Regions from separate parts of the Homo sapiens genome. Here region 1 is linked to region 2. The links are chromatin loops, found by intact Hi-C in ENCODE. Cell type or tissue: Calu3. All regions are shown on one strand. Each heading gives the region's core, and the rest is flanking DNA. Links, peaks and the distances in the headings are about the cores only.

Evidence for each region. A loop is a pair of places that touch in the nucleus more often than their neighbours do. Peaks named below come from ENCODE experiments on the same cell type or tissue, not always from the same donor. Only the 100,000 strongest peaks of a DNase experiment are listed, where the experiment ranks them.
Region 1: it touches region 2 in a loop (6-fold over the local background); 7 of 110 quality-filtered maps call a loop at or near these places.

What each region holds. Positions count from the first base shown.
Region 1 is chr2:36,498,623-36,515,229 of GRCh38, reverse strand. It overlaps CRIM1 (cysteine rich transmembrane BMP regulator 1), which reads right to left. Exons shown (of 17, transcript NM_016441.3): 8 at 15,883-16,011; 9 at 5,091-5,247; 10 at 2,836-2,957; 11 at 1,465-1,674. Among named protein-coding and RNA genes, the nearest start is that of FEZ2, 91 kb to the left of the region's middle. RefSeq lists an enhancer at 7,293-7,837. In Calu3, for the core only: a CTCF peak has its summit at 7,700 (motif pointing right); a DNase peak (open chromatin) is centred at 7,679.
Region 2 is chr2:35,965,779-35,982,385 of GRCh38, reverse strand. No RefSeq gene overlaps it. Among named protein-coding and RNA genes, the nearest start is that of CRIM1-DT, 380 kb to the left of the region's middle. In Calu3, for the core only: no CTCF peak of the experiment used is centred there; DNase peaks (open chromatin) are centred at 8,445 and 9,045.

The DNA of each region.
Region 1 (16,607 bases), core at 3,143-11,142, 530 kb before region 2:
CCAATCTAGCTGTTAGAATTCTTCATTGAGGACATGTTTAGCAAAGACCCAGGTACAAATCCCTCCTCTATGCATTCACACCTATAATTAAAGCAGGGGTCTTCATGCAAACACATGATTTTTCCCTCCCCAAAGAGTCAACACAGAGTTCTATCATATTAAAGTCCTCATTTACCTTCTTATGCAGGGGACTCTAGCAGTTTTTCACACTTAACTAGCAAAATATCGGAAAAAAGGAAAGAGTTCTGACATGGAGCACCTCTAACTGAACTACAGGGAAACAAAACAAAATAAAAAGAGTCATCTCTTCTGCATTGTAATCTCGTTTTCTACAAGGTATGGGAGCTGCCTGTCACTCTGATACTGTAGCTATTGAGCTGTGCAGAATCTCAGAGCTGAAAGGGACTTCAAGTGTCCCTCTCCCCTGCTCCCCAACCATGGCGAACAAGGTCAGTTTCCCTCCCAGGCTAGTCTTGTTGCACAAGGACCAGGCCTCAGGCTCCCGGCTACACCTTTTGCACAGGTGGACTCACGCACAGGGAGATACAGGACCTGGACTGACCAGAGGAAAAACAATCATCCTCCAAAATCTGACAGTAGACTTAACTTTGAAAGAAATCTGATACAAGATTTGAGAGACTTCATTTCTCCCAGGCCTTTTGGTGGACATACTATTTTACTCTTGGTAAGACAGTCAATCTTTCTGTGTCTGTTTTCCAAATGAGAAACTGCCTCAATGTGTTTTTCCCTAACTCAAAGTGGCCTGCACAGAGAGGGAAATAATAGATATAAGACTGTGTTGAGCTCTTTGGATAAAACGTACTAGATGAAGTTTATGGTTATAATTACTGTTATTGACAATCATAATTCAGACTCCCTTGAATTACAAATCTGTTCTGGTTTTCTAGTAACTTATCCTGATTACCATGATTATGATTTTAAATGTTTTGGACGTGTGGTCACTCTAAATCTCTCCATTTGGCAAGAGTGCCACATGTCTATTAATTTAAAAAAGAGCAATAGCCACAGACTTCAAAAAGTTTCTCCCTCTCAAACATTACTTTAAATGTGATAAGGTTTTATGGGATAAAACTAGTACCAATCCCCTCATATTAATGAGGACATTCAGACTTAATATGCTATCAATAAAATGGAGAGCTGGAATGTAAGAACATCAGCCCACAAACCTTTACAAAAATGTAGTCCAAAGACCTTACATAACTGAGTCAATCATTCAAAAAGGAGGAGAGCCATTTCTACAATGATAGAATTTTCTCTGGTCTTTGGTTCTTCACTGATAGTGCCTGGATGATTCTGTGGTGGTGGTTGACAAAAACCACACAGTGCTGAAAAGTGTTCCAGGGGTTGTCCCCTCCAACCTCCCCAGAGTTACAAATGTGTCTAGGGCCCTGCAAGGCAGAAGTCATTTGCTTATGGAGCACACAGATGGCAGCCAGCTTTTACCTGCACATGATGGGCAGCACTGTCCAGGGTGAATGGTGGGGTTGCCACAGGCAGGCACCGGGCAGGTGATCAGGGCACACATTTCCCGTCCATTGAGACAGTAGCATTCCCGGCACCCATCGTGCCAGCTCTCCTCATTTTTATGATGATGACCATCCACGGTGAGACAAGTGCCCGACAGGATGGGTGGCCCAGCTGAAGCAGAGGCCTCTGGACAGACAAAAGGCAGCCTGGTAAAGAAGTGGCTACTGCACAGGAGAAACAGGCTACAGAGTCTGTACATGGACTGGACCCCAGCCACCAACAATTACGTCTAACACAGGACAGTTTGTGACATGGGACATGTTCATGAAAAGAATTTAAGTCAGTATGTTCTCAATCTTGAAAAAAGAAAAGAGAGAAAAAAACCGGCAAATAGTTTCTCTCCAATTCGTGGGATGATCGCTGATTTTTTATTCCTTCCACTGTACTTTCTCATATTTTATACAATAAACAAGCACTGATTTTATAACAAATTTTACAAATATGTTGAATGTATTCAGAAAAATCGCTCTAGAAGCTTCATCCAATGGGGACATCCTGGGCCCCTTGCAAATAACAGAGTTTTGTTCAGCAGAACAATTAAAGCAGTGACTAGATTTTTGTTTACTCCAACCCCTTAGAAACACCATTAAGGTGGTAACTGTCCAGTTTTGAAAAATCGTAAAACAAAGTTTAGGAATCTTTTATAGTTTAATCTGTGCATCATGCTGACAAGTACAACATAAAAAGGGATAGGCAGCAGGGCTGGAGCTGGGGTAAAGGCAGAAACGGCGGTCAGGGTGCATGCTCAGTGGCTTCAGGAAGCTCCCTGGAGAAGCCTCAGGCAGCAGGGATATCCAGGCTCTGTGCTTATTCACAGCTGTGGGCTGGCATGTGCTTATTCAGCCAAAGGCTAAATTCTCATGGAAAACTGTTATCTGGAAATACAGCAGCTAACTTCTGAGCTATACCCACCCTCTAGAACTTTGAAATGGGGCTATTTACTGTTGCAGTTTTATTAATCTTACTCCTGAACAGAGAGAAGCTCTATAGAGGTTCAGATAATTGTGCTTTAGGCTAAAGTTCCTGATAGAAGTAAAAAGAGCTAGGAAGTGATTAATTTAGTCAATGTGCTTGTCCATCATATACTTACTTTACATTCTATTCTGAGCTTTTACTTCATAAAAATGAAAGGAAAAGGGAGTCCTGTGGGACGGTCCCACAGAGACTGACATTTGTGTTAGAATAGGCAGCAACCACCGAAACCATTTCATTACAGGGTGTCCTTATGTTCCTTGTTTCGGTGCCCCTGGCTGCTTTGAGGGGGAAGGGCCATGTGTACACACTTACCTCTGCACTTGCAGATAAGACAGCCGTGACTGTCCTGCTGGAAACCCAAGGGGCAGATCTTACTGCATGAGAGCTCTGGACATTTCTTACAGCGACAGATGTCACAGCCGTGCTTATTCTTCCTGGGTAATTAAAATTTTGTCAGAGGTCAGAAAATCACAAAGTCTCAAATGATGCCCAAGCACTCAGACCAAGGGTCAATAAAGTGATATTGCTATTAAACAGAATGACTTGACTTTTGCTCTCAAAGATTCCTGGAGTGATGGGTAATTAGCTCCCTGTGGCCATTACCACCACTTACTCATGACCAAGGCAGAGAGTTGCCCAAGCACTTACGTGCTTCTAGGATGTGGCTCTCAGAATCTCAATGACATGACTGTTGATTTAATTAGGGAGAGTGGTACACCACAATAAAAAGATGAATGTGCAACTCCATGAATAGGAAAGTGAAGGAGATTTTGTTGGTTTATCTGTGTACTCATTTGTTTCTCCATCCATCCACCCACCCACCCACCTACGATCCATCCGTCCCTCCCTCCCTCCCTCCCTTCTGGAAGTATCTGCTGCATGCAGAAAGTAATTCTTTAGTCAGCAGGTACATAAAAGGGGCACCAACTGCTGCCTTCATCCTGACACTCCCACGTGGTGTCTGGCCAAGAATTCTCTTTTGGTGTGTGTCCTTAACACATGTGTTCTAGCCAGTATAATATTCAGTTGTCCAAGGTGTCCAACTGGGTCCTCCCTGAATGTGCTGACAGGAATACAAAGTGAAATCTACAATCTCCTAAGAGATTTTTCTCCAACATGACGGTTGGATTTGAACACAGCCTTGATTCTGAACTGTCATGATACTGTAGCAAGTGGTTGAAGCTACCTACTATTGTGATACAACTACTTCATTTTATATGAGCAGTTAGGCTAAGACATAATACTCTTATTGACATCATATTCTTATTTTAGGATTAAGAATGATGATGATTCATTATTTTATTTGGGGAATTTTACGGAACAATGTTTCCAATTTAATTATCCAATGAAAATTATAAAGACGACCCCTCCCAAACCTAGAATTTTTAAATGAAGAATGAAAAAGATGACTGACAGAAGATGGGAAAGAGATGATAGGTCTAAGTCCCTTATAATTACTAGCACTAGGCCAGGCACAGTGGCTCATGCCTGTAATCCCAGCACTTTGGAAGGCCAAGGTAGGCTGATCGCTTGAGCCAGGAGTTCCAGATCAGCCTGGGAAACATGGTGAAACCCCATCTCTCCAAAAAATACAAAAATTAGTTGGGCATGGTGGCGCATGCCTCTAGTCCCAGCTACTCGGGAGGCTGAGGCTGAGGCTGAGGCTGAGGTGGGAGGACTGACAGCCTGGGAGGTTGAGGCTGCAGTGAGCCATGCTTGTGCCACTGCACTACGGCCTGGGTGGCAGAGCACTACCCTGCCTGAAAAAAAAAAAAAAAAAAAAGAAAAGGAATCTAGCACTACATAAACATATCAAATTGGAAAGACAGATTGAAATGAAAGAAAGACAGCAAAGGGAAAAATATAAATTAAGGTGATTTTTCTAAAGGCATCAACCTGATATAAAGGCAAATATAGGTGCTTATACAGACACGAAAGAAACAAATATGAAGTGTCTATTTCCCCCCCTGGAATAATCTAGATTCTCATGGGGTTTGACTCAATAAAGTATATTAAAAAATAAAAGTAATGGCCCTTAGCTCCAAGAAAATTCATAAAAATCTAACGCTAGATAAAGAAAAAAATACGAAACGCTGACTAGTTCCAAGGTGAGACACCTAGGCATGGCAGCTAAGGATGCACTGTATTTCAAGTGAGTGGGGGGTCGGTCTTCAATTGATCTTAAAGTATGTGTTAAATAAATGATCACAAATAGACCTTGGGACAGGTGTGAAGAGTTGTAGCACTTCCAACACTGGGACCTCACAATTCCATCTCCTAATCTTGCCAGCAGTGTCTAAAGGACTCTGCTATGGGAAAGTCTCATATAACAGGCACAAAGGGTGTGTCTGGCCCATGTCCATAAAAAGTAAAAGTAAAACTTGATTCTTTTTTTTTGGAGATACAACCTTCTCCCTGCTTTCTGAATCACCTAACAAAACAAGTATAGACATTCTGGGCTCAATATACCATAGATTAATTCACAAACAACATATAAAACAAAATGTGTAGAAACATTTCACCAAGTTGCACTTCATAATAGCTTTTCTGAATTAACAAATACGTACAGCAATCCAAGTGGACAATACTTGTCACAGATTATGGGTCTGCACTTCTTGGGCCTTGGGCGGCACTCACAGATCTCACAGTTTTGGGCATCAGTAAGGAAACCGAAGGGACAGTTCAAGGTGCAGCCTTGTTTACGTTCTGAACATAGTTCCTCGGCTGTGAAGACACAGAGACGGCATGTTTCTTCCAAAGATGAACAGAGCAGAACACTTCGATGCTGAAATACGGTCCCTGAATCCTCCACTCTTCCACAGATCTCAATTTCTCAGCTCTACCATGGCACTGGTTATCATTAAAAAGCATAGACTGTGCTATTTCATGGTTATCACATGACTCCATGTTTTGGTAATAATAAACAAAATAAAGTCCAACTTTGAAATGCATAGATTTCTAAAGTGTACTCAAATCTGGTAGGCTCTGAGTGAACAGCAGGCTGATAACTATTACAATTAATGACTGAGATCATTTTTCCATGAACTTTATAAATCACTTCAAACCACTGATGACCATTTACATTATGTGGGAATTAGAAATTTACAGTCCAATTTTCATTATATGTTTTATTTCTATTGCATGTCCATAATAATGCATGTCCTTTTTTCTTTTGTTGGAGACAGAATCTCTCGCTCTGTCATTTAGACTGGAGTACAGTGGCGTGATTTCGGCTCACTGCAACTTCTGTCTCCTGGGTTCAAGTGATTCTCCCACCTCAGCCTCCCAAGCATCTGTGATTACAGGCATGCACCACCACGCCCAGCTAATTTTTGTATTTTTAGTAGAGATGCGGTTTCGCCTTCTCTACTAAATGTTGCCAGGTTCTTCTTGAACTCCTGACCTCAAGTGATCCGCCAGTGTCAGCTTCCCAAGTGCTGGGGTTACAGGTGTGAGTCACTGCGCCCATCCCATAACGCATGTTTTTAAATATCCACATGACAACTACTTTTATGGGTGTTAGATGCTATCATATAATACTGCATATTGTATGCAGCATAAGGGATTTCTTACTATTACTTTCAAAAAAGTACATCTTTTACAAAATGATAGTAATTAAAATATTCAGTGTTACATTTAGATATGTTTTTTCTCTATGTGCTGACAAATACCCCTGTATTTGGATATACTTACATAATAGGCTTTTTAGTTCACAGGCTAAAAAATGTGTGTGTTGAAAAAATACTCATATTAAGGTTTAAGTAACCACTATTTGAAGTGTTCAAAGTATCCCGTTAGCAGAATCTGGAGTGATGTTTAACTGTCCTCTGCTAGTCAGTTACAATACTATTTTAGAAGAGCAAAAAGGAAAGTAGCAATGGTGACTAGCAACATTACTGAAGTTATTAGCCTAATAGAAGTCTTCTAAAATGATTTTAAAAGGTTATATAGGGCTTACGAGAGAAAAGGGAAATAGAAATGTTTAAGGTTAAAAAGAAAAAAAGCATGCTTAATTATATAAAGCAAGCAAGTTGAGACCTGTGTGAATTAAATATAGAATTTGAAAGACAATCAAATTTAAAGAAGGGAAGTTAATATGGTGATGGCCAAAGTACAGCAATGTTTGAATATTGTTCTACATGGACTGGTGAAATGGGAAGCAGAGTCTAATTATTGGAATGATGAACAAATTTTTATTTTATCTGGCCGTCCTTTAAGCATGAATATTGTAATAACACAGAAGTCACTGGGAAAAACAGAACGCATCTGTCCCCTCAAAACACACTTATATTATAATCTAAAATTAAAACTTAACTACAATGAATAGGTGAAATGGGTCCGTGTTTTACATAAATATTTCAAGATAGCATCTTTTGTGAATCTCAGTTGGCAATATTTGCATATTTAATTTGCTATCTTTTAAGAAGGAAAATGTGATTTATGGTGTAATTTTCTACTCTGTCATTATCATAAACCTTTTATTACACATATAAATATAACCTCATGTGCCTGTATTACACTGTAAAGCAACTGATTACTAATTTGCATCCTTAAAAGAGAAATTCTAAATGGTTCATTTAGAAATTTGTAATTATATGACTTGAAAGGTCATAATTTTTCATTCCCCATTATTAAGGGAATGGTGAAAAAAGAAGACTTTATTAGTCATGTTTCTCTAACACAGATGTCAATTGTGAACCCATTTTTCTGTCACAAGAATGCTTAGGTCATGGCTACAAATGAATTATGTTGGGAAACAGATGAATTAAAAACACCCTGAAAACCTCCCAGAGTCAGTCAACATCCCTTGGGATTAAATTCCCTGCAATTTTGGAGCCTGAGCACCTTGGTGCCTTTATTTTTCTGGTCCTGCAATAAAGAAGGAGTTTTTCCACAGACCTTGATCTTGAATGTGCTTCACCTTTAAAGAAAACTGTTGTGTCTCCATTCAAGTTTAAACAATGTGATAAAAACTAGTCTGTAATCTACCTCTGCTTTGCAATGGAATGGAATTTCAAACAAAGGCTGGTACATTTAAATAAAAATACAGGACATTCATTAGAAGGAGACTGGCTATGCCTCCTAGGAGTGGGATGCTCTAGTGCTGCCCTGAATTGGGACCATTCTCCTGCATGTTATGCTCTGGCCCATCTACATTCAGCTTCCCAATAGAGGGAGCTCTAGGCCCAGGCCCTAGTATCTTTAGGCACACACTGTATAGGGACAACCATGGTATTTGGTACAGAGTGGGTATTCAACAACATTTGCTAACTAAATGCATCAATCAATGTTCTTGTTACCTACTCCTCCACTGTCATCAAGACTGCTATATTATCAGAGAAATGACAGCATGAAAATAACTTACTCTGATAACATTGAAATTTTCCTGAAATACTAGCACTTGCCAAAACATCTCAAAATACCATCTTCTAGTTCAGAAATAGACAACATTAAAAACTGGAAGGTAGTCCTAAATCCACATATGTCAATTATGAAGTTTTCTTAAGAGAAATGCATCATCATAGCAAACATTTAAATAAAGAGGAGACTGACTGCGGCTGGCTGGAACCTGTAATCCCAGCACTTTGGGAAGCTGAGGTGGGAGAATTGCTTGAGGCCAAGAGTTTGAGACCAGCCTGTGCAACATAGTGAGACCTTGCCTCTGCCAGAAAATAAAACATTAGCTGGGTGTGGTGGTGAGTGAATGTAATCCCAGCTACTTGGGAGGCTGAGGCAAGAGGATTACTTGAACCCAGGAGGTCGAGGCTGCAGTGAGAGCTGTGACTGCACCACTGCACACCAGCCTGGGTGACAGGGTGAGAACCTGTGTCTAAAAAAAAAATAAATAAATAAAAACATAAATAAAGAGTAGAAAAACAGTATTCATAGAAGGGTAGGGGTTTATATGTTTGTTTGTAAAGCTTTAGTACATCACTTGAGGCAACCACGCAGAAAAAGGTGGCTTTATGTTCCTAATTTTTCAGCGTCATGACTTTACCGTGATCTAAAATTGCTTTCTAATACATGGGGAGAAGTTACGATTGAAGAGAAAGTGATGAACAATGGCAAAGTACAGGGCCTGTACAGCATGGCCGGTCGATAGCAACTATGTAGTAAAACTCTGTTCATTCTGGAAAAATAGGAATGTTTGCTCCTATGCTCAAAACGTGACACAGCTGTCGGGGGCGCCATTCATTATATATAAATACAACGTAACCTCCATGGAGAACACACTGTGGATGGTGTCCCCTAGAGGAGTACTGCATACTTCTTTGCTGTAGTACAGCAGGTCCTCAAACAGCAATGGTTTTGTTCAACATCATTGTGTCATAACTTTTAGGAGGGGAATAAAAACCAGTTCTCGGTTGGGGCCACTCTCTGTGTGGAGACTGCATGTTCTCTCATGCTGTGTGGGTTTTCTCTGGGTACTCTCACATCCCAAAGATGTGCACGTTAGGTGAACTGGGGTATCTACATGGTCCTAATCTGAGTGTGTGTGTGTGTGTGTGTGTGTGTGTGTGTGTGAGAGAGAGAGAGAGAGAGAGAGAGTGTGTGTGTGTGTGTGTGTGTGTGCACCCTGCAATGGGATGGTGTCCTGTTCAAGGTCGATTCCTACCTTGCAGCTTGCAGAGCTGCTGGGATGGGCTGTGGCCACCCTCAACCCTGGACTGGAATAAGCAAGTTGGAAAATAAATGAGTGAATAAATACAAATTCTTATAAAATACAAATCTGTTAAAGCAGGTGATAATCACACAAACGTACAACAATAAACACTGCAGGACAACAGCGTTCAGTGAGCCTGCCACACTGGGTATGGTATGTGTTTGAACTGCATGGCAGAAGGAGGTGCTCCTTACAATGTTTGCTTTGCAAACATTTATTCGTTGATTCAACACAGCACCACTACAACCACTATCACTCACTGATTCATTAAAAATGGGGAATCATCATTGTACTTGTTTTTTGTTAACCTTTCTTAAATGTATATATAACTCATGCTTACTTTAATTGTTACTATTAGAAATGTTTTAGGTCTTTATTTAGAAGTTTGGTGATGTTTTCGTGACCAGAAATATATGGTAGGAACTTAACTCTTGTTTATATCAATTAGCCTCTGGTAAAACTGGTTTTGTTACATGTCATTCAACACAGCACCACTACAACCACTATCACTCACTGATTCATTAAAAATGGGGAATCATCATTGTACTTGTTTTTTGTTAACCTTTCTTAAATGTATATATAACTCATGCTTACTTTAATTGTTACTATTAGAAATGTTTTAGGTCTTTATTTAGAAGTTTGGTGATGTTTTCGTGACCAGAAATATATGGTAGGAACTTAACTCTTGTTTATATCAATTAGCCTCTGGTAAAACTGGTTTTGTTACATGTCATTTCACGTAAAGTCATAGTTTCCAAGAATCTACAGAGGATGTTAAGTGAGGACTTAGTGTATTTTAAACTCTTAGATGCTGGCAATTCCTACAAACCTATTATCAGTTCAGGATGGCCATGAAGTTCCCAAGACTACTAAGTAAAGAAATGCAACATTACAAATGGTGGTCCCAATTTTGACCCTGATAGGTGTTAGTTTAGAATTACAGTGAAATAAAACAAGGAGCCTGCCTCCCTATATTTGATGCTGCAACCTTCTTGTGATGTTTGATTCAGATACATATTTCATGAAAAATATGAAGGCTCTTTCCTCTCTGCTGACTGATGCAGAATTCTACAAGTCTGCATCAGTTTCTAGAAAAAGCACTATTAATGTCTACAATTAAAGAATGTTAAAATTGGAAGAGAACTTACAAATAATCTGATCAAATCCACTTGATTTAAAGATGTGTACACTAAGATGCCAAAAGACTGATGCTACTTAATTCATGCAGATGCCTTTCATACAGAGTTTATGTAGTAAGCAGGTATATTACGTCTATTAGCAAAAGACACTGGTTAAAGAGCAATGTTGTTAAAAGCTTGTATCTACAAAGTGTTAGGTTACTAGTTGCTTTATATCATTTTAAAATCATTTTAGTTTTAAACTTTGTTGCTATCATACTTTTAAAAACATTTTTTATTCTAAACAAGTTTTTGAGGAACTGAGTCAGGGATAATGTAAACTTTCTGTATGTCCTGGAGTACTACTTTTCTTAGTGTTACAAGAATGTTATTTGTTACCGATTAAAACGGCAAATTACGTTATGTTCAAATGAAAGAATTCTGTATCATATACTTGCCACATACTTTTGAAGCACATGTTTCTATAGGGTTTTGATTTCAATCCTAATGTGACTGCCTAAAATATGCTAGATTATGTTGTCTCTTTACAACATATTAACATATGACTAATATTACCAACAAATTACCAATGTGAGTCAAGGGTAAGGACTATTTTTAATCTTCTTTAGGATATAGTAGGCACTCAACAAATGCTAGATGAATAAAATAATGAGTGAATGAAGAACAACAAATCAACGAAGACAGAAGAAATACTTGTGGGGTGCTGGCCTTGTTTTAAGAAATCTTGAAGGGCCAGGTACGGTGCCTCACACCTGTAATCTCAGCACTTTAGGAGATCGAGTCGGGCAGATTGCTTGACGCCAGGAGTTCGTGACCTGCCTGGACAATGTGGCAAAACCTTGTCTCTACAAAAAAATACAAAAAAAATGAGCTGGGTGTGGTGGCAGTGCCTGTAGTCCCAGTTACTTGGGAGGCTCAGGTGGGAGGATCGCTTGAGCCTGGGAGGTTGAGGCTGCAGTGAGCTGTGTTTGCACCACTGAATTCCAATCTGGGTAACAAAGCAAGACCCTGTATAAAAAAAAAATCTAGAAGCTAATGGAAACTAGGCCTAATCCTTAAGAGAAAACAGGTATAAATGCTTAGGACTACTGTATGTGAAAAAGGTTTTGATGGGATGCAGAAAAATAATGTAAGGGTGAATTTGGGACAAAATAAATACCTATATAAAGCAGCTGCAATAGAAAAAAAACAACCTATTATTCCATAGTTGGCTATAAGAAACTCCCTTCTCTAAAACCAAGGAGGAGAAAGATAATATTTGAGGGTTACAATGAAATGAAAAAGTAAAAGGAAAGCTGTTGGTGTGAGTGTCCTTAGAGGGCAGGAAGAACTGGAGGCAGGCTGATGGGGTGGGAACAAAGGGGGGCGGGGACGCTGGGGGCTTTCCATGTTGGCTAGCTTGGGCCGACTCAGAAGAAGATGCTATAAAATAGTTACAGTGCAGAGTAAGCAACGGCCATATGCCAGCCAGAGTTAGCTTTGCATTCATTCATTTATTTAGTCCTCAAAATAACCCATTAGTTAGGTACTATTATTTGCCCTTTACATATGTGGACACAGAGTCCCAAAGAAGTAAAGCAACTTGCCTTTATTACCCATGTGGAAGTCAGCATAATTTGTGGTGGACCCAAGATTCAAACCCAGGCAGTCTGACTCCAGTCACACTCTCAGCTTCTGTGCAACACAAAAGCTGCTGTGCAGAGCCTGAGAGGAGAGTTGCATACGATCGCAAGAATCTGACAAAACCCAGGACCTGGAAATTTGGTTTGATTTGACTGACATCCCAAAGGTGTGGCTTCCAAAGTTGCCAAATAACCTGGATTGCTAATACGAATGGGGGAGGTGACAGCAGAATGCTGTATGTCTAGACTTCTGTATAGGACAACCTGAAAAATTCCAATCAGTGTTGAAGTAAGTCTTTAGGTATACAGTGGGGCAGTGAGCGAGATGACAAGACTAACTTTAAGAAGAATCCAAAATAAGATGGATATATTATTAGAATAGCAAGACCTCAAAGGGAGATCTCAGGCAAGAATGATATCCAAAGGCATCTCTGATCCTGAAGGTTTCCTTTTTATTCACTCAGCCAGTATCTGCTGAGCACCAAGTAGAGCCCTGGGAGACGGGCAGTTCTTTCTCTACTCTGGTGTGAACATAAGCCTGGGTTCTGCTGAAGGACCAAAGCTTCCTCTTAAAATAATTTACATTTGTACGTTATAGCTTTTGGCTTAAAGTAGTGATATTTCATGAGTGTTTATGCTACAGAAGACTTTTTTCCTTAGGGAAGGTCTTGCATTTTAGTCATCTTTGTGGCCTTAATACCTAGAATACTACCTAGAATGTGGCAGGTGCTCTGTTTATATTAGGTGAAAAAAGGAAGGAAGGAAGGCCAGCTATCTGTATAAATGGGTACAATTTGCAAATAATAAATTTATTGATACAAAATGCAATGGTCTCCTCCTGTACCTATTTCTTCCTAAGTGTGAATGAAACAGAGGTGCACTCAGGTAGCACATGCTGATGATCCTTTTAAAATGCCAAACAAAACACTAACCTAAAGATAGGGTAAATATGCATCCTCCTTATAGTCTCAACTTGCCAAATGACTATTTGCCAGTGACTATTTGCCAAGGGACATATTTTGACTCTTCCTTCAAAGGCAGTTGAGGGAAACTGCTTCTTTGAACTTAATGATGAAAGATTCCGTGTGAAGTGACCGAAGTCTTAGATAAGCATGACCGGGTGGCCAAGATTTCACAATAGCAAAACCCAGGCGCAAGTGTAGGTGAGGTGACTGGACACAATGAAATCTGTATTTTTAGACTTTTTAGAAACTCAGAAAAAATGTATTAATATATATGATCCCATGTTAAGAAAGATGTAGCTTTCTTAATGTAAGAGGCATTAGAAGGATTAAAATATAAACACTTCATGACAATTACTAATTATCTTGTTCAAAAAACAAGGTTGGCCATTTGAGAAAACTTGGGCTGCCAAGGCAACTCTAGTGAACTTGGCTTTCTAAAGGGAGGTATAAAAGGCAACAGGGACTGACCCTTCCCCGAACAGAATCAAGTGTAGGAAGTCAGAATACCCCCAAATGGGTAGAGGCTTATAGGAAATTTAAAGATGGTAGTAACTACAAGCTCAACAAGAGTTTTTTTTTTGTTTGTTAGTTTTTTGAAAAAGGGTCTTGCTCTGTCACCCAGGCTGGAGTGCAGTGGCACAATCACAGCTAGCTGCGGCCTCGACTTCCCGAGCTCAAGAGATCGCCCCACCTTAGACTCTTGAGTAGCTGGAACTACAGGCCCTTGCTATCATGCCTGGCTAGCTTTTGTATTTTTTTTTGTAGAGATGGGGTTTTGCCATGTTGCCCAGGCTGGTTTCGAACTCCTGAGGTCAAGCAATCCATCCACCTTAGCCTCCCAAAGTGCTGGGATTATAGGTGTGAGCCACCACGCCTGGCCAACAGGCGTTTTATAAACTCAGTTTTAGCACTAACGCCACTGTAGATAGTGTGATGGTCACATGTAACTGAGGAAGCAGAATGGCTTAACTCCTATTTTGTATCTTCTTCAAAAATATTTTTAAAATAGTGACAAATAATTAAGGTTAAGTGGTATGTTAAAGCCTGAGATAACTGATAAATCAGAAAGTGAGCATCTGTCTACGTTAAGTCCAAGTCTCTGAGCCATGGTAATTACAACCACAGGCCCACAGAAAGCCCGCTTATTACAGAACCAGTACTGTGTGTGAGAGAGATCGAAGAGAATGGAAAGAGATTTAAGAAAATAGGCCAAATGTCAATTCAAAAGGGACAAAGTGTTCTAAAAACTACATAAATTGACATTCACAACTGAAAATTCTTCAGAAATAATTGTTAAATATATGATTTGTGACATTTAGGGGAATAAAGCACTGACTACCAGGAGCCAGTACAGATTCTGGAAAAATAAGCCAGGCCCCTATAACTTCAGCTCATTTTAAAAATAGGGTTTCCAGCAAAGGAATGCTCTGATGTATTTTGCAATATATTTTGACTTCAGACAAGATACGGGCGAAGTGTCTTTCAAGATTTCTTGTGGAGATATATGTTGTCAGCTAAATAACTCTACTCAAGGTATAAATGCTTAGGACTACTGTAAGCAGCTATGTTCAGCATCATTCTGCAGGTCTTTGTCCTTGGTTCTGTGCAGTTTATTTTAATTCAGTGATTTAGATAAGGATATATAAGTTGTGCTTATTTAATATAAGCTGGGAGGCATAAAGTATAAGATCACATTATTGAGATTCAAAAATATCCCAACTAGTTAGAAAATGGTTTAAAATGATTCGGATAATTTCTTGTTATATTTGGCCGGGTATTTATATCGTTTAAAAAAAAAATCAAACGTTCTATTACAGAACAGATGAGAACCACCTAACAGCAGGTGATGTAAAAAAGTTCCTAGTGTTTTTAGCTACTTATAACCTCAATATCAGCCAACGAAGTGCAATTCAAGGAGCTAATGCAAACTTAGGCCACACAGTAGCACTGTATTCAGCAGACCAAATTGTGGAGTACCTTTTTCTGAGACAGTGTCTTTTGCTGTCATCCAGGCTGGAGTGCAGTAATGCGCTCTCAGCTCACTGTGACCTTTGCCCCACCAGGCTCAAGCGATCCTCCCACCTCAGCCTCCCGAGTAGCTGGGACCACTGGCGCATACCACCATGCTTAGCTATTTTTTTTTGTATTTTTGGTAGAGGCTGGGATCTCGCCATGTCGTCCAGGCTGGTCTTGAACTCCTGAGCTCCAGTGATCTGCCTGCCTTAGCCTCCCAGAGTGCTGAAATTATAAGCGTGAGCCACCATGCCTGCCCATTCTGGAGTATCTTGATTGTGGGCCATATTTTATGTAAAGACAATGACATATTGTGTGTCAAATGATGGTAAAGATCAACAAAGTTCTAGGAACTGTCACCTGAAGAATGGTCAAGGAGAATGAGGATGTTTATTCCGGCAGAAGAATTAGGGGAATTCGAAATGGTTTTAACATATATGGGGGTGGGGTGTGTGTGTATTATTTTATTTTTTTCTGGAAGAAATACAATATACTCTTCTATACTCTAGAGGGCAGGGCCTGGATACATGATTGGAATCTGCATGGAGGCAAAGCTGGGGTCAACAAAGTGAAGCACAGTCTAAGGATTATGGCTGTCATATGCGGAATGTGACACTGTATGCGTGGGTGACCTCCTTGTCACTGGATGACCTGGCAAGTGTACTAAAGGGAGAGCGTTCTGGGTGGCTGGAAGGATGCACTCCAAAGCCACTCCAGGTTGCACTCCTGATGCAACTGGCCATCAAGGAAACAGAGAAAAAAACACAATAAAGCAGCAGCTCCTTTCTCCCAAATGACTATGTATTTGTTTGTGTTAAAAATAACTTTTTTCCCCTTTTTTTCAGGTTGTCAAGGGAATGTCTGAACAGAAGTGAAAAAGATATTCAATTACATAATATGCTTTGACAATATCATATTAGGCCTCAGAAAAAACATACAGTCTTCTGTCTACTCACTGTTTATGCACTGACAGGTCCGACAACCATTGTGATCGCGTTTGAAACCATTAATGCAGTCCTTCCCTGTCAGAGTGCAGTTTGATAACTCCCCACATGCAGGTGGATCAACTGTGATGATGGTTGGTTCTAATAATAAATAGAGAAAAAAATAACCAATGAAACATATGATTACCTTTTAGATGCTATTCAATTTTTGAAATTCCACACCATAATGTTACAAAAATCAAATCAGTAATTGTCATCAAATCGTAAACTTTTATGCTCCAGTAATATCTTTAACCCCTGAAACAGATATATTTGTGTTCAGATTTTTGAAAATGTGAACACTCTGCTTCTTTGCGTTTGAGCAATTCATGCAGTTTTTGGTACCTTCACACAATTCTTCTCTGATGGTCACCACTACTGGAAGCAGACGAGAGAGGTTAACATGAACTCTGTTTAAATTGTTAACTGCTCTTCTATTTCTTCCTGATGTTTTCCGGTTTATTTTTTATAATAATCAGGATACAGCTGTCAACTATCAATTATCTCAGTCCCATTCTGTAATACTTCTGAAATCGGTTACTATTTTTTTTCCAAATTAATAAATCAGTTTTTGAGACTAGCTTAAAACACCTGGATTTCTTTTATCTTTTATGTGGCACTCCCTCACTTATGGTAGATGATACGACAGATAACTACACACTTATCCTCAGGGCCCAGAGACTTGTGGGAGCAGAGGG
Region 2 (16,607 bases), core at 4,537-12,536:
GTTTTACAATGAAATGTGGATCTTTAAAAATGTATTCCATTGGGCATTTGGTGGTCCCTTCAAACTAGAAATTAATTTCCAACACTTTGGGGAAATTATTCTGTACTATTGATTTGACAAGGTCTTCCCTTCCATTTTCACACTTTTCTTTTTCTGAAACTCCTGTAATATGGAGGAAAGACATCCTTGAATGATCCTCTAATTCTCTTATTTTTTTCTCTCTGATTGCCTTTTTGTTATAATGCCTGAAAGACTATTTTGACTTTAACCCCCATTCTTTCAAGTGATTTTTCCACACAATTAATTTTACATTTTGACTGTTATGTTTTTCATTTCAAAGTTCTTTCATTTTTTAAAAAATAATTTAATAGCATTTTTTATGGATACAATGATTTTCTTATCTTTCCACTTATGTTAGCTAAATTTTAAAAAGTAATTATTTTTCTCCCTATATTATCTGTACATCCAACTTCTTTTTTCTGTATGATTATTTCTTCTCTCACATTCATATTCAGTCTAACCCTCAATTTTGTTTGGCTTATATGATATTTATAACACAACTGATTTCATATTTTTACAAAATCAGAAATTTTAACTTCTTTTGAAAAAATTGAAAGATCTGGCTATGGTAGGGCCATGTTTTTTCTTGCTGAATAGAAAACATGTATTCTTGTGGTATCCTTTTTTAGGTAAAACATGTATTCTTCTGGTATCCTTTTTTACTCATTTATCTATCAGACCCTATAACCATTTAGGTGGACCACCTTCCTTCCCTGTGCTTCTCTGTAACTCATGTGTCTCCAGTCCACGCAAAAATCCCCTGATTTATACTTCTGGAAACAGCTCACCTTTGAAGATATAATACTTGCTCTGTTTTGCTTTCATAAAATTGTCTCTTGTCATCAAATCCTTTGGCAAAGCAGTTGTTCTTTTAGCAAGACAATGAGCACAAGTTTTATGACCATTGAAATACACTGAAGACAGGTTATTATTTGATATGCCCCAAGGACGTTCATTAGTAGTATTTGATCTCATAAATCTACTCTTGTATAAATTAAAGAAAATGTAAAGCTTTGTGTTTCTCATATGTCATTTTATGAGGGTTGAGTCAATTAATTACTAAAGATGGGATTTTCTTTTTATATGTGGATATTGTGTCTTAATTAGATGCCGATAACTTGGGGCTTATTTATAATACGATAAATTATTTTTTCTTCAGGTTTTTAAATGAAATAATTGATTTAATTAAGTAAATGCCCATCATGGTTAAATATAACAATACGTCATATCTTATGGAAGACCATTTGGCTGAAGGTCACAAGAGTTCATCCATTCATCAGCAACCACAAATATTTACTGAGTATCTACTATGTGTCAGGACTCTTGAAGGTGCTGTAAGCAATCAATCAGTCAACTGAATAGGTAAAGGCTTAGTTTTCGCAGAACTTGTAACACAGAAGAGATAAAACAGTAAAAAGTATTTTTAAAAAGTTAGCTTCTGTTAACTTCATGGCATTGGGAAAATCTTTTAGGTTTCTGAGACTTCATATTTCTAATGGTCGAATTCTAATTTTCTCCTACATCTACAAGTTAATGTTCTGCTTTAGATTTTAATTTGTTTTTAACCATCTAAGAAAGAATCTTAACTGAGACTGGATGTTGCATAAGGGTAACATAAAAGTGAAGAAGATGACGTTTTATGGTTTGTCCATGAAGGTGTCTTAAGGAACAGTCTCACATTGATTTTTAAATTTCCGAGTCTGTATGATAGAATTACCTTTAAATTTCTTTAGAAATAGTCCATGTTCAAAAAAAATGTACGAAAGGATCTTGGGTGTGTTAAGTTTAGCATAACTGTTTGCCACCCATTCATTACATGTATTTCGAGCATCCATTATATTTTGAGCATTGGAAATAGGGTTTAATAAAAGAAAAATTTTCTGTCTTCATAAAATCTACATTTTTACATAGAAAAATTATCCCATAAACAGAAAAAGTAAAAAACACTTCAGGTTGTTTTAAGTACTATGAAGAAAAATAAAGCTAGTAGGAAATTAGAGAGTAAGAGAGAAAAGGAGGAGTCTATCGTATAAAGAGTAATCGGAGAAGACTTCTCTGAGGAGATAATTGTAATATGGTCAAATAAAATGCAGGATGAGCAATTAAATTTGAATTTTTGATAAATGGCAACTTTTTAGCGTGAGTATGTCACATGCAACGTTTGGGACATAGAATATACAATTACTTATTGTTTATTTGAAATTCAAATTTAACTAGGCGTCTTGCATTTTTATTTTCTAATCTGACAACCCCACATTTGAGCCAAGACCTGAAAATAGTGAGAAAACCATCTATATAGTAGATTTAAGGGTTAGATTTTAATATTAAACAAACAAACAACAACAAAAAAAGCCAAATACAAAGTCTTGTGGCAGGAAGATCGTGGCTGTCCAAGGAATAGCAGAAAAGCCGTTGTGGCTGGTGTGGATTGAGGGAGGAGCTGAATGCCAGTTCGCATTGGAGATACAGGCAGAAGTCACATCATGGAGGTCCATTAAGCCACTGTAGATAAATTGGAGTTCATCTGATGGAAAGCCACTAGGAAATTTTGCAAGGAATAATGAAATCTAATTTAAGTTAAATTAAAAAAAAAAAAACCGCTATGGCTGCTATATGAAAAGGCTGTGTGAGGATGAGAGATGGAGCTAGGAAGAAGTGTTAGGAAGTGAATACAACAGACCACGCTGGAGATGAAGGTTTGGAATGCAGTGTTAGCAGTGGAGACTATGCACAGGAGTGTGAATCAGGTTATATTTTACAGGAAAAACCACAGGACTTGCCTGCGAGTTGGAGGTATGTGAGAAAGAGGAATAAGGGGTGCATTCTTCAACTTTGTCTTGAGAAACAGGATAATTGGTAATAAGTTAGTTTTGTGACAATTAAAGGGAAGCAAATTGAATTTGCTTAAGCAGATGTTTATTGAGACACACATAAACACACATACCCACCCCTTGCACATTCCTTGCCAGGGTGATCAAATCAAGTGACTCTTCTACTTTATCATTATCATCATCATTATCATCATTTTCATGTGCTTATTATGCCAGGGAACATTACTAGGCCATATATCTATTACTCAGTTAATTATCACAACAAGCCTATGATAAAGGCACTATTATTATAATCATTCTCATATTACAGATAAGAAAAATGAAGCCCACAGAGATTAGATAACTTGCCCAAAGTCCTACAGTTAGAACATGGTGAGGTGTGGGTCCAAAGACAACCTAATGGACTCCAAAGCACTTTCACTTAATAATTATGTTTTGCAAAAACAAAAAAAGAAAAAGAAATCCAGCACTTTGAACCATTCTGAATATGAAGAAGAATATTTATTCAACTGCTAGACTCCTACTATTCAAGCATTCAAAAGATAGGTAAGATATTTAATTAGAAAGCAAGGAACAAACATGAAAAATAAAATTTGCTAAATGACAAAAAAGATTGGGCAAAATTAAGATCATATCATTGTTCTTGGATGGGAAGATAAAAATTACAAAGAAGTCAGTTTTTCCAATTTAATATATAGTGGAGTTTCCATTAAAATTATATATGTATATATTTTATGTGTACTTATTTGTATTTCAACAAATAATAAGACAGATAAACCACAATCTAACTTTATCAAAAAAAAAGAAAGCAAAAATGTAAAACAGAAAAAAAAGTAAAAGTAATTTGGAAAGAGTGAAAATTAGAAGATCATAAATACTATGAGATAATGTATATTTTTCCCAAAATAATTTATATAAATCTGAAAATGCTATTGCTATAGAAAGATTTCCAATATATGCATTTAATGATAACAATAATGTGAGAAACAGTGACTGTAACTTTTCCTGGGTAAAAAGGGTGAAAACACTCTGGTGTATTCATATTCACTTTCATTTTCATAAAGAAACTGAAAGGATATGCAACAAGAAACTCACAAAAGTTTAACTGAGTGAGGGACAAAGAGAGCAATCAGACTTTCTACTGTATTGCTTTCATATTGAAAAGTGTGAATGTGTTACCAATTCAAAATTTTTAAAAATAATATTAACACGCTATATTTTGGAAACTGAAAGGCAATTACTTTTGTTGTTAAAAAAAAGGCATGCTTTGAGCACCAACCATACAAAAATTGACTAGCTTTACTACAAAGCTGCCTTGGTTGGGATGCCATATGGTTTTGATCAAATAAATCTCTGGATAATTTTCATAAGTCTTTCATCACCTATTGATTCTGAAAAAAAAATCCTTTTGACATCATAGTCTATGTTTGGTCCAATTCCATATTACTAGCTTGATTTCCTTTCTCATAGTTTCTGAAGCAATTTGCTTCCATGCCTGTGCAGAGTTTCAGTCCAGAGAAAAAATAGAAAAATTATTAACTAAATTGGATGCATTATTTATCTGTTCTGCTTCATACTCTCTGAATCTACAGTTCTATGTTAGATTTATTTTTAAAAGGAATATAAATATTTCTAGGCTTAATGCTTTGAAACTGGATTTGGTAGCAGTTTTACATGTTTAATTACCTTTTCTATTCTATAATGAGCTACAAAATAGGTTTGAATAGGTTTTAACAAAATTGATCATACTATTTTCCTCCAGAATGATTATATTTTGCATAATAATCTCTGTAATTCTAATATCTGACTAGTATCTATATTCAGGATGGAATCTCCCTTTCATGCATTTTACTAACAATGCATTTTTATCTTATTTCCTATCATTTTAGTTCATCAATACGTCAGCTGAATTTGAAGATTATATAATTTACTTTCTTTATTTTTACTTTTATTTTCCACTTAATGATGGCTAATAGTTTGGAAGAGGATTATTATCTTTTACCATTTCTTGCACATTATAGCATCACCATTAGAGTTGTTTTCTTCCTTGAGGGACAGAAAGATCATTCTTTACTTTCTCCCAAATCCTTATTTCCTATAGAGCTTTTTTTCCCCTCATATTCATTTCCAACATGGTGGCTCCTAATACTTCTAAACTTCATCTGGGAGTGACACACTCATTACTTCCTAAAGCTGATAACATTTGTGAGACATGGGAAAATTCAGTAAATGGTTAAATTGACCTTAAGAACTATTTCCATTATGGAAGTGTGTGCTACAGTTCATTTCAGATATTGATGGTATTCATACACGTCATCTCTGCTTAATATTAGAAACAACCAAAAATTATTTTTAGGTATTGTAACATAAAATACCTCTCCTTGCTGTGGAAAATATAAGATCTCAGTGGATTATAATAAAATAGGCATTGCTAACTATGATTTTCTGAGGAATTTGTCTCTATTCAAAGAAAATGTGGCAAAGTCCTTTAAGGAAATACTCAAAGTGTGTGGATTTGGACTATACAGTTGCCATAAAAGAGACAGATACAAAGCACGGTGTTGGTATTAGAGGCATCTCTCTTACATCGAAGGAGAAAAATATCATGGGAGGCTTTGAAGAGAAGGGGAGCTGAATGAATCATAAAAGGATGTGGAGGAGTTTGTCAGGTGGAGAAAGTATGACGTGAAATGCAATGCATGCAGAGAAAAGCATTGTGTATAAAAATGGGAAGCCTGAAACACTCTGGTACTTTCGGGTAACAGGACGTAAACATGATGAGATGCTGGGGAGTGGCCTCAAAGATCAAGGAATTCAGCCACATAAGAGACAAATCAAAGAAGTCCTTGTAATCTATTTTAAGGACTTCTTAATAGATTAATAGATTGTTGTTAAAAATAACAGTTAATCTGCATAAACTTTAACCTTGATTGGGCCTTATACTGACTTAGAAAACCAACTAACTCTGTAATATACTCCACAGTGTAAATAGAATAGACAAAAGAATAGACAATTGAAGGAGTTCTCTCTACTTGATGTATTTACTCTCTTACCTTCCATTCACTTCTCCTACTCTCATTTGGCCCTGCCTTTGCTACATCACCACAATCATTTGGGTCAAGAATGACCTTTATCTATAAATTAAATGCCCACATTTCAGTCCTTTTCTTGTTTGGTCATTTGGGAACATTTAACATTATAAGCTACTAACTGCTCCTTTAAGCGCTCTCTTCTCTTGTCTTCCAAAGATCTCACTCCCCTGATTTTCCTTCTGTTTCTCTGGTCTCTCATTTCAGTCTACTTTGAGAGCTCCTATTCTATTTAACTTTTAAATGTTGGTACTTCTTGGGGTTTTAGGTCCTTTTCTCTTTTTATCATGTCCTCTTTTTTTGGGTAGAGCCCATCTACTTCCATGGTTTTAAATTATAATTAATATCTATATGCAAGTGATTTCTAAATCTTCAACTCCATCAAACATTTTTCTTGTGACATTCATCTTAGCATATTTTCCTGAACATCTCTACTTGGCTATTCAATACCGCAGTCTCAACATGATCAAACATGAAGCCATCATCTTCCCATATCTGTTCTTCTTTTCTCTTAAATAATATGTCTGTTCACTCCACTGTTCAAGCCTGAAAACTGCCATTTAAACCTCCCTATATGTTCCACAGCTGTGCCTATTAATTATACCTCCTAAGTATTTATCTAATCTCTTTGTCTCTCTACAGTGCCACTGCCATTAGACAAGTGCCTGGCTTATCACTGTAGCTTCCCCATCTCCAGCCATCATGCTGACAGTGACTTTAAAAAAATGCAACTTAATCATGTCGCTCTATGGGCAAAATCCTTTGGTGGTTCTACATTTTCTCTGTGATAATGGCTGTTCTTCATGCTAAAATTATCTATCTAGCATATTGCAATCATTAATTTCATTGGCTGTTTATCCAACTAGACAGTAAATTGTTTTCTATAGAATAGAGACAAAGTATTACTAGCCAATGCATACATATGTATGTATGTATGTGTATACACACACACACACACACACACACACACACACACACACACACACATATATATATATATTCAAACCTACTATAATCCCTTAACTGTAATGGTTGCTGTATAGACAAGAATAGAATCTAGAGTATTTACCCTCTCTAATTTTACCGTCTAGCTGGGAGCAAAACAAGATGTAAGGTATATATTAAACCAAGACCATTCAGGAAGTAAACTGTGTAGCAGTGCCTGTAAGTGAAGAGATGAGAAGAAATCCAAACTAACATATTTGAAGAAATATCACCAGAGGTGGGATTGGAGTTGGGTCTTGGAAAATAAATAGTGTCTGAAAACATGAAAGAAGAATACAGTTGATTTCAAAAGTGAGGAATAATGTGTGGAAAAAAAAGAGTATTCAAATAGGAAGACAGGAAGTCAAATTGTCTGTTTCCAGATGACAAGATTGTATAATTTAGAAAACCCCATCGTCTCAGCCCAAAATCTCCTTAAGCTGATAAGCAATAAAAAATAAATAATTTTTAAAATAAATAAATTATCTTTCAAAGCAAATTTCTTACCCATAGTTAGGATAATGCTCTTGCTATATATCTCTAGAATAACCTTTAAATAACTTTAAAATAAATGATTCATTTTTGTTAGAGGCAATAAAATAAAATGAGATATTTAACATTTAATTTACAGTTCTACATGCATTTTCAGATTCTGCTTTACTGTGAGGACTGTTACTATAGTAAAATAAACCCTAATGTAAAGAATGTGATGGGGTCATGTGTGTGTGTGTGTGTGTGTGTGTGTGTGTGTATATATATATATATATATATAAAATTAAATAATCTGGTATAATCTAGAATTCATTTTTTAAAAGAGATCAGAAAAATGCTGCTTGAAACAGGTGTAAACCATGGATGATAAAGTTCTTTGTTGCCCAGGGATGTTAAATGGATTACACAGTAATGTGAAAGTGCCAATCCTATAGTTAAGGTTGAAAAAGTCATTTCCATTTAAAATTTCTATTTCTTATATGTATATATTTTAAAGTCTTGTTTGCTGAAATTTTTCATGCTTCATCTAAATTTTAGCCACATATTGTGAGGTTACAGAAAACTTCATTTGGCCAATTCTGAGGCATCTAAATGTGTCCACAAGGGATTCGGCATCAAGCCTGATGCAACTTACCTATTTATATTCATACATGTTAATGTGGGATCCCTCCCTCCCTACAATATAATTTAGCTCTTACTGTGTGCATAATTTTATATTTTGCTATTTAAAACGCATGGTCATGATCATTTTGCCATTTTATTAAATATTAAATATTATTAAATATTAAGTTTTAGATGTTTAATGATGATATTTTTATTATTTTTTATGGTTAATTACATCATTTCAGTTTTGTTTTGGTTTCTTTTTGCTATTATAATTAACTCTGTGAATAAAACACCTGTTGTAACAACGTCATTAAGTGCCTTGGAAATTCAGTGCTTAAACAATGACTGGCAGGTGTCCAGCTATGACTGCACAGGAACTTTGTCTCTGATGGGACAACACCAAGGCATGACTTCAACTCCTGAGTTTCCCTGAAGAATCAGCTGACGCTTGCCTGGAACGTTCCCTGAAATCGCACCCTTACTTGGCTTCCTCTCTTTTTCTCCTTCTACTTCCTTCACTTGTTTACCACTTTCCCATGGGAGCATTTCCTTGATAAATCACTGGCAATAAATCCCTGCCTGGGGTCTGCTTCTGGGAAAACTGCCCTAAGACATCTTTTCATAAACTTATGATTATTCTCATAAGATAATGTCTTAGAATTATTCAATCACAAGGTCTACACCTTTTTAAAGTGTTTGATAGATACTGCCTATTTGCTCTCTGGAAAAGTTGTATGAACTTAAGTTCCTGCCATCAACATACACATGCTCCTTCCATAGCACCCTCTGGAGTATTATCAATTATCATTCGAATAAATCCTTGTCTTGTTAATAAGTATATTTTATTTTCAGAATTATTTTGGGGGCTCTTTGCTGAGAAGCTTCTGAAAAGAATTTGGTCAAACTTTTCTGAGATTGTGAATGGTTACAGTATGATGCTTCTACCATTCCTGGGAACAAAAGGCTTCATCTTGTCTGGAGGTAGAGGTGGGCCCCTAGTGGCCATATATGTGCTATGTGGAGACTCTGATCCCATGTTATATCTAATGGGACTTGGAGTAGACATCTGATTAATTTGGGTCCATTGGATCCTCTTTTTGTGAATATGAAACTGAGAGTTAAAGCCAGAAAGTCTAAAAAGCCACAGAGACCAGAAAATGTAGGGAGTGGGACTATATTTATAGCAGCAACCTAAAAAGGAGATCCGCCAGTTCACATGTAACAATGGACTGGAATAGTGGGCTTAAAAATGGATTCATGCTCAAATATGAAAGTATGATAATTAAAGGAACTGGTGTGGCTGAACAGAGAGTAAAAAAGGGACTCCTCAATAAATGATACTGGGAATACTGTTGAATGGAAAGGTGAATATGAATCTCTACTTCATAACATACACAAACATCAAATTCAATTGGAACAATAACAAATAACAGAAGTAAAATTGTAAAACTTCAGAAAAGAACAAGGGAGAATAAAGGCACATCCTTGCAGTATAGAGGAATTTTTATACAAGACACAAAGAGCTCTTATGATAAGGAAAAGACTGAGAAATTTGCTTATATTCAAATGAAAAACTTCTGGTCTTCAAAAGTGACCATTGAGAGAAAGAGATAAGCCAAGCTATTTGATAAACATCATAACCAAGATATTATTAATACCCATACTATATAAAGAATGCCTATAAATTTAAAAAGGCAACATTGTAGAAAAATGGGCAATAAGTATATATAGATACTTTTTGCTAGGGGAAATATGCATGACCCACAAACATATGAAAATATGCTTAGCCTCCTTAGTAGTCAGGGAAAGGCAGATTAAGTACAATAAAATAAGATTTTCATCCACCATAGTGGCTAAAATTTATAAGTTGGATAGAACTAAATATTGATAAGTATGTTGAGCAATGGAAACTCTCATGGGCTGTGTTTCAGAGTGTATTGAAAAGAGCTCTTTGAAAACCTATTTGAAATTATCTTTTAAGTTTTAAAATTTCCATACCAAAGACTTCGAAAATTTCACTTGTAGATACACAGAGCTTACAGAAACAGGGGCACGTGTATACCTGACGATGTGTATAACACCACCCTGTGCAAAATTTTTGTAATAGCAAAAAAGTGGAAGCAGCGCAAATGTTCATCAGCAGTAAGATGGCCATACTATATTTTAGTATATTCATATGTTGATAGATCATAGAAAATGAAGCCACAGCTACATGCATCAGCACATATGAATATCAAAAATAGTGTTTAGTATAAAAGCATAGACTATACACAGTAAACATGTCAGCTGGAAATTAAAAGTAAAAGAACACATATATGTGTTCACGTATAACACACACAACTAGAAAGACAAGTAAAACAGTAATAATTAACACCAAAAATTAAGATTGCGATTAAATCAACCTAAAGAGCCTGAGCAGAATAGTCATACTGCCGGGCTGAGGAAGTAGAGGATTAAAGTTCCAGTCTGCTGAAACTGCAGGTATGGAACAGCATACCTAAGGAGAGGAGCTGAACGGTGAGGAAAATCCAGAAGTTTGTGGGAGTTCCTCATATATAATTGGCCAAGGATTGAGCTGCACATATGCAGGGCAGTATTCACAAGACCTAGAAGAGATTTCCTGCTTCAAGGCTGAGAGCTAGAAGAGGTCAACTCATATTAGAGGTCATGCAGTTTAGGAAGACATTGGAGAAAACCCTGTTCCAAGCTGCAGACAGCTAACTTCTTGTTGTATATTCACATGGTCAAGAGCAGAGCAAGAGAGCTCTCAGGCATCTCTTTAACAAAGGCATTAATCCCATTCACGAGGGCTCCACCCTCATGACTTAAATTACATGCTAAAGGCTCTGCCTCCCAATATCATCACACTTGTTGTTAGGATTTCAACATACAATTTTGAGGGGACATAAACATGCAGTCAATAACAAAAATAATAGACCAAAATACAATCATATCAATAATATTAAATGAAAATGGACTAAAAACTCCAACTGAAAGGCATAGGTTGTCAGACTAGATAAGTATCAAGAATGAGCTCTAAGCCATCAACAAGAGAGATATTTCTGTTTAAAGTAAAAATTCAGAAAGCTTTATTTATTCCGCTGTTCAGTCTCTGCTTTCAAGATATTGCCTTAAAATTAAATCATCTTTATCTACCCTTAGCTATATTAATACAACTTTTAAGTTACGCCTCTCATTCCATCCTCTTTGAACTATATTACCATGATACTCCCAAATACACACTTTTAAGTTAGTTGTCACCTTAGATGAAACATACCCAAGGGTGACTTCATCATTCTACCCATAAGACAAATTTCCCCTCTCAATTATTTTCTGTTAATAAAATTATCATTTTTGCTAATTTTCTAAGTTCAAAACCCTGAATTCAACTTATATTCCATCATCTTTTAATGACTAAATCACATTGCGTTTTTTTCAAAATGTCTCTTTTCACAGCCACAACCATTTACATTATTATTATTACCTGTGTTTCATAGAGTAGCTACGAAGTGTTTAAGCAAAGATAAGGTTATTTGTATGTGCTTATTCTGCACACATTTTAATTTTTACTCATGCTCATCTTGGCATTTTTTCTATGTTAATGGACGGAAGTCATTAAAAGAGCTCCTGATAACTGTTATTAGATTTTTACTTGATTTCCACTGAAATTCAAACTCACAGAGTTTGTAGTCACTTGGTGCTGGAACTCCCATAAAATATTTATTATGGAAAAAACATTATACCAGCATAAGAAGAAACACAAATGTATCTCCAATTCCTTTGTACTTGAAAATTACACTGTTTAAATTATAAACTTTAAGAGATAAATTTTTGTATTCTGCTTCCAAGTTAACCATATATTTTGTTTCTCTTAAAAGGTCTCTGTACTTTATTTTTAACTTCTATATTTCATCAAGTCAGTGTAACATGATTTAAACTGTCCCTCATTGTTAAATATTGGGGCTCTTTAATAATTTTTTTTCTATCACACATAATTCTGCAATGCTTATTTTCTGCATACTTTATTTATTATGATTAATATTAAGTAAACTCTCAAGAATTAGATTGCTGAGTCAAAGAATACAGACATTTTTTATGATTCTTGATTATATTTTACCCAAATTATTTCCAAATGTGTTGCAATCACTTTTGAACTGGCCTAAAGCAATGTGTCTTGAATGCCACTCTGATTAATTCTTTTCTATAATAATTTATTTTGAAATGATTTTGAACAAACAGAAAAGTTGCAAGTTTAGAACAAAGAACTATATCCTCCCTGCCCCTCCATCCAGGTTTCTTAGCTATTACTATTTCATTGCAGCTGCTTCATCACTTTCTCACTTTCTCCATTATCATTTGTTATTTTTTTAGAGTATGTTTGAGAGCAAGTTGTACTCTTAATGCCCCATTGTCCCTAAACACTCCAAAACAAAGTACATGACCACATACCTATTTCCAAGTCAGGAAATGAACATTGATACAACACTACCCTCAAATCCACAGACACCATTCAAATTCTATCAAGTGATCTAAAACGGTTCTTTTTTCTTTATGTTCCAGAATCTTATCCAAGAACAAACACTGTATTTGGTCATGATTTATTTTCAGTCTCTTCTGTCTTGGAGCAGGTCTCAATATTTTCCTGGATTTCATATCATTGATAGTTTTAAAAAGCACAAGCCTTACATTCTGTAAGATGACATTCATCTTTGGTCCATTTAATGTTTCCTAATGACCAAACTCAGATTCAGGTAATTATTTTTGGCACGAATACCACAATAACGAAGCTATGCTTTTCTTAGTACAACTCAGCAGAGAAGAGAAAGTCTTTTCAGCACATGGAACAGTTGGATACACATATGCAAAAAGATGAGCTTCAACCTTTACCTCACACCATACACCAAAAGTAATTTGAGATTGAAAATGAACATAAAAGCAAAACTACAAAGCCTCTAGAAGAAAACACAGGAGAATGTGTTTGTGAATGGAGTGGGCAAAGATTTCTTAGGACACAGAAAGCAAACATCATAAAAATAAATAATAAACTAGATACTATTAAAATTTAAAACTTTGGTTCATAATAGAGATAGCTTTAAGAAAATAGAACAGGCACTGTGATAAAACATTCATAAAATGTTTATCTGACATGACAAAAACAGCAAGAAAAAATTGACAAAAGACCAATAAGCATTTTGCATCACAAAGACATGAATGACAAACACATGAAAAGCATTCAATATCGTTGTTCATCATTCAAATAAAAACACTAAAATGAGATACTACTACACATCCATTAGTAAAGATTCAGTAAAAAAGACTGGTATTAGCTAATATTGTGGAGGATGCAGAGCTATCAGAACCGCCATTTTTTTTCTTGGAAGTGTTAAAATCTTAAACAGTTTATAAATATTACCTTTAAGAATTTGCAATAAAAAACAACAATAACAACATTTTATGTCAGCTTGGGAAATATGATTGTATTAAAAATTGTTAATTTTTTTAAGTATGGTAAAAATCCTGCAGTTATATAAGAAAATATCCTTATGTTTTGGGGACATATACTGAAGCGTATAAGAGGAGTAAAATGTCATGATGTCTAGATTTCTTTAATAATTCATCAATAAAAAAATAGATTCAGTTAACATGTTAAAATGTTATTAATTAAAAATCTAGGTAATGAGTATATCAGGAGTTTGTTATACTATTGTTTGTACTTTTGAATTTCTCATAAGAAAAATTAAAATTTAAAAGAGAAAAATTAAATCAGGATAACATGATAGAAAATGATAGGTTCTATTTGCTGTTTCTTATAAGGTAATCAGAGAAGGTATCCTTGATAAAGTGACATCTGAGCAGACACCAGAATCAAGTGAGGTAGCAAGCCAGCTCTGTTTTGGAAGAAAGCACATTCCCGGCAGAGTACGAGTTGAGAGGACCTGAGGTGGAAATGTGCTTGGCATGTTCATGGCTCACTTGTGCATTTTCAGACAGTTGTCAAGATAGCAGGGGGCTCCTTGGTCTCACACAGTCAGATATACATGTGTGGAAGTTGGCTGAGGCTATTAATCTTTCATCCCCTACTAGTCTAGACCAGAATTTTTTAAATGATCAATTTTCAAAATTTTTGGTTCCAGGCTCCTTTAGCCTCTTAAAAATGATTGAGGATATCAGAGAACTTTATTCTGTGTGAGCTATATTAATCAATATATATTACATGTATTGGAAATTAAACTGACAAAAGTTAAAAACATCCAATAATAATAAACTCATGGAATATTAGCATAAATAACATTATATGAAAAAATCGTATATTTTCTAAAACAAAAAAAATTTAGCGAGTGGCATTGTTTTAAATTGCTGCAAATCTTTTTAATGCAAATCTCTTGCAATTATTGCAGATTTCTTTTCTTCTTAGAAGTCAGTTGGATTTTCATCTCTGCTTCTGAATTCAATCAATTGTTATAGGTTATATGGGTTGAAGTATTCTAAGAAAAGTCAGCCTCACACAAATGTGTGAGGCAAGAGGAAGTATTTTATTAGCTTTTAAAGATGATTATAGATATTCTTTGATACTATGCTAAAATTCTACAGGTGTTAGATTCTTAAAGGTAAGTTGCAATGATAAATCTGCAATCATATCAATGTGCTTTTAATACTCTGTTATGCTAAAATCCACTGGTCTCTCTTACACTTTGAATGTTATTTTGGGATATCATGCATTGGTCATTTGGAAAATATTAGGTTCCCTGAGTTATACAGATTATCAAAACATTGGTGCATATTATTCATTAGTATAGTATAGTATAGTATAGTATAGTCCCTAAGTATTGGAAAGCTATGTACCTCACCATAGTAAATACAAGTATTCCCAAATTCCAATTTTCCCTTGTAAACTCAAAATTTTATGACCAGAATCAAATCCTGTCCGTTTTTATACTTGAAGTGACAGGTAATTTGTTCATTTTTAAGGAAAATATTCTTCCAAATAATCAACTCTGAATAACTATAGTTTGTCAGATATGCTTTCAAGTCAAAATGTGATTTCATAAATAAACCAGCTAGTTTAGCTCACAACAAAAAGAATAATGTGAGTACTTTTCCATAAGAGAAGCATTGAACTTGGTCTTGGTCAAAGCAACTTACAACTTTCAAGGACTAGTGTGGAGGCAACTCCATCTTGGACGCTAATTTGCCATGGTGCCTTCTGATTAACCCCAGTTCCAGGAGTACCTCTAAGATATCTGTTTTATCTACTGTTCCTTGTGTAAGAGCTTGTATTTACCATAAATCGTGCCCTTACGTCAACTAGTAGAGAAATAGATTCCACCTGTTGAAGGGAGAAGACAAAATCATACTACAAAGGGGTATGGATTCAAGGAACTGTGTGATTCATTAGGGCTCACTAGGTAAAGGTGAAAGCTATAGAGAGCAATTGAATACTGAATATAACTTGGAAGGCAAGAACTAGCAGGATTTCTTGATGGACTGAATATAAATTTTGGGAGAGAAATGTGTCAGGGATAATACCTAGTTCCCGGCCTAGCAAGGTGAATGAGGTTGCCTTTTATTGACATGTAAAAGATGGGAAGAGTGGATGTGTAGGAGAGATTGAGTTCATTTTAAGACATAGTAAGTTTGAGATGTCTATGAGATATACAAGTGAATATATTGTATAGGCAGTTATATACAAGTCTATAATCTAGAGGATATAGGGAATAAACAAATTTTTGAATTTTCAGTGTATAGACCTAATTTAAAACCACTGAACTGGGCCAAGTGCAGTGGCTCATGCCCATAATCTCAGCATTTTGGGAGGCCAAGGTGGGATAATCCCTTGAGGCCAGTTCTCAAGACCAGCTGGGCAACACAGGGAGACCTTGTCTCTACAAAAAATATATTAAAAAACAGCCAAGTGTGGTGGCTCGCACCAGTGGTCTCAGCTACTCAGGAGGCTGAGGTGGTTGGATCGCTTGAGCCAGGAGGTCGAGGCTGCAGTGAGCCATGATCATGCCACTGCACTCCAGCCTGAGGGACAGAGTGAGAACTTCTCTCAAAAACAACAATGACAAACCATTGAACTAGATGACATCATTTTCTAGAAAGTGGATATAAACATGGAAAAGGGATAAGGTTGTCCAGAGGAATACACACACACACACACACACACACACACACACACACAGGTTTTAAATATATGCATATATACACAAACACTAAGTATATATGCACATATATATGTATATTATGTGTGTGTATGTGTATAATATTTAGGAATTGGCTCACACAAATATGGAGGCTAAGTCCCAAGAGATGTCTTCTGACAGCTGGAGACCCAGGAAGCTGGTGGTGTAAGCCCCAGTATGAGGGCATGAGAAGACTGATGTTCTAGCTCAAGCAGTTAAGCAGAGACTGCAAATTCTTCCCTCCTCTACCTTTTTGTTTTATGCAAGCCCTCATTGAATTGGATGAGGCCCATTCACGTTGGGGAGGGCACTCTACTTCACACAGTTTATGGATTCATATGCAAATATCACCTGGAAACACC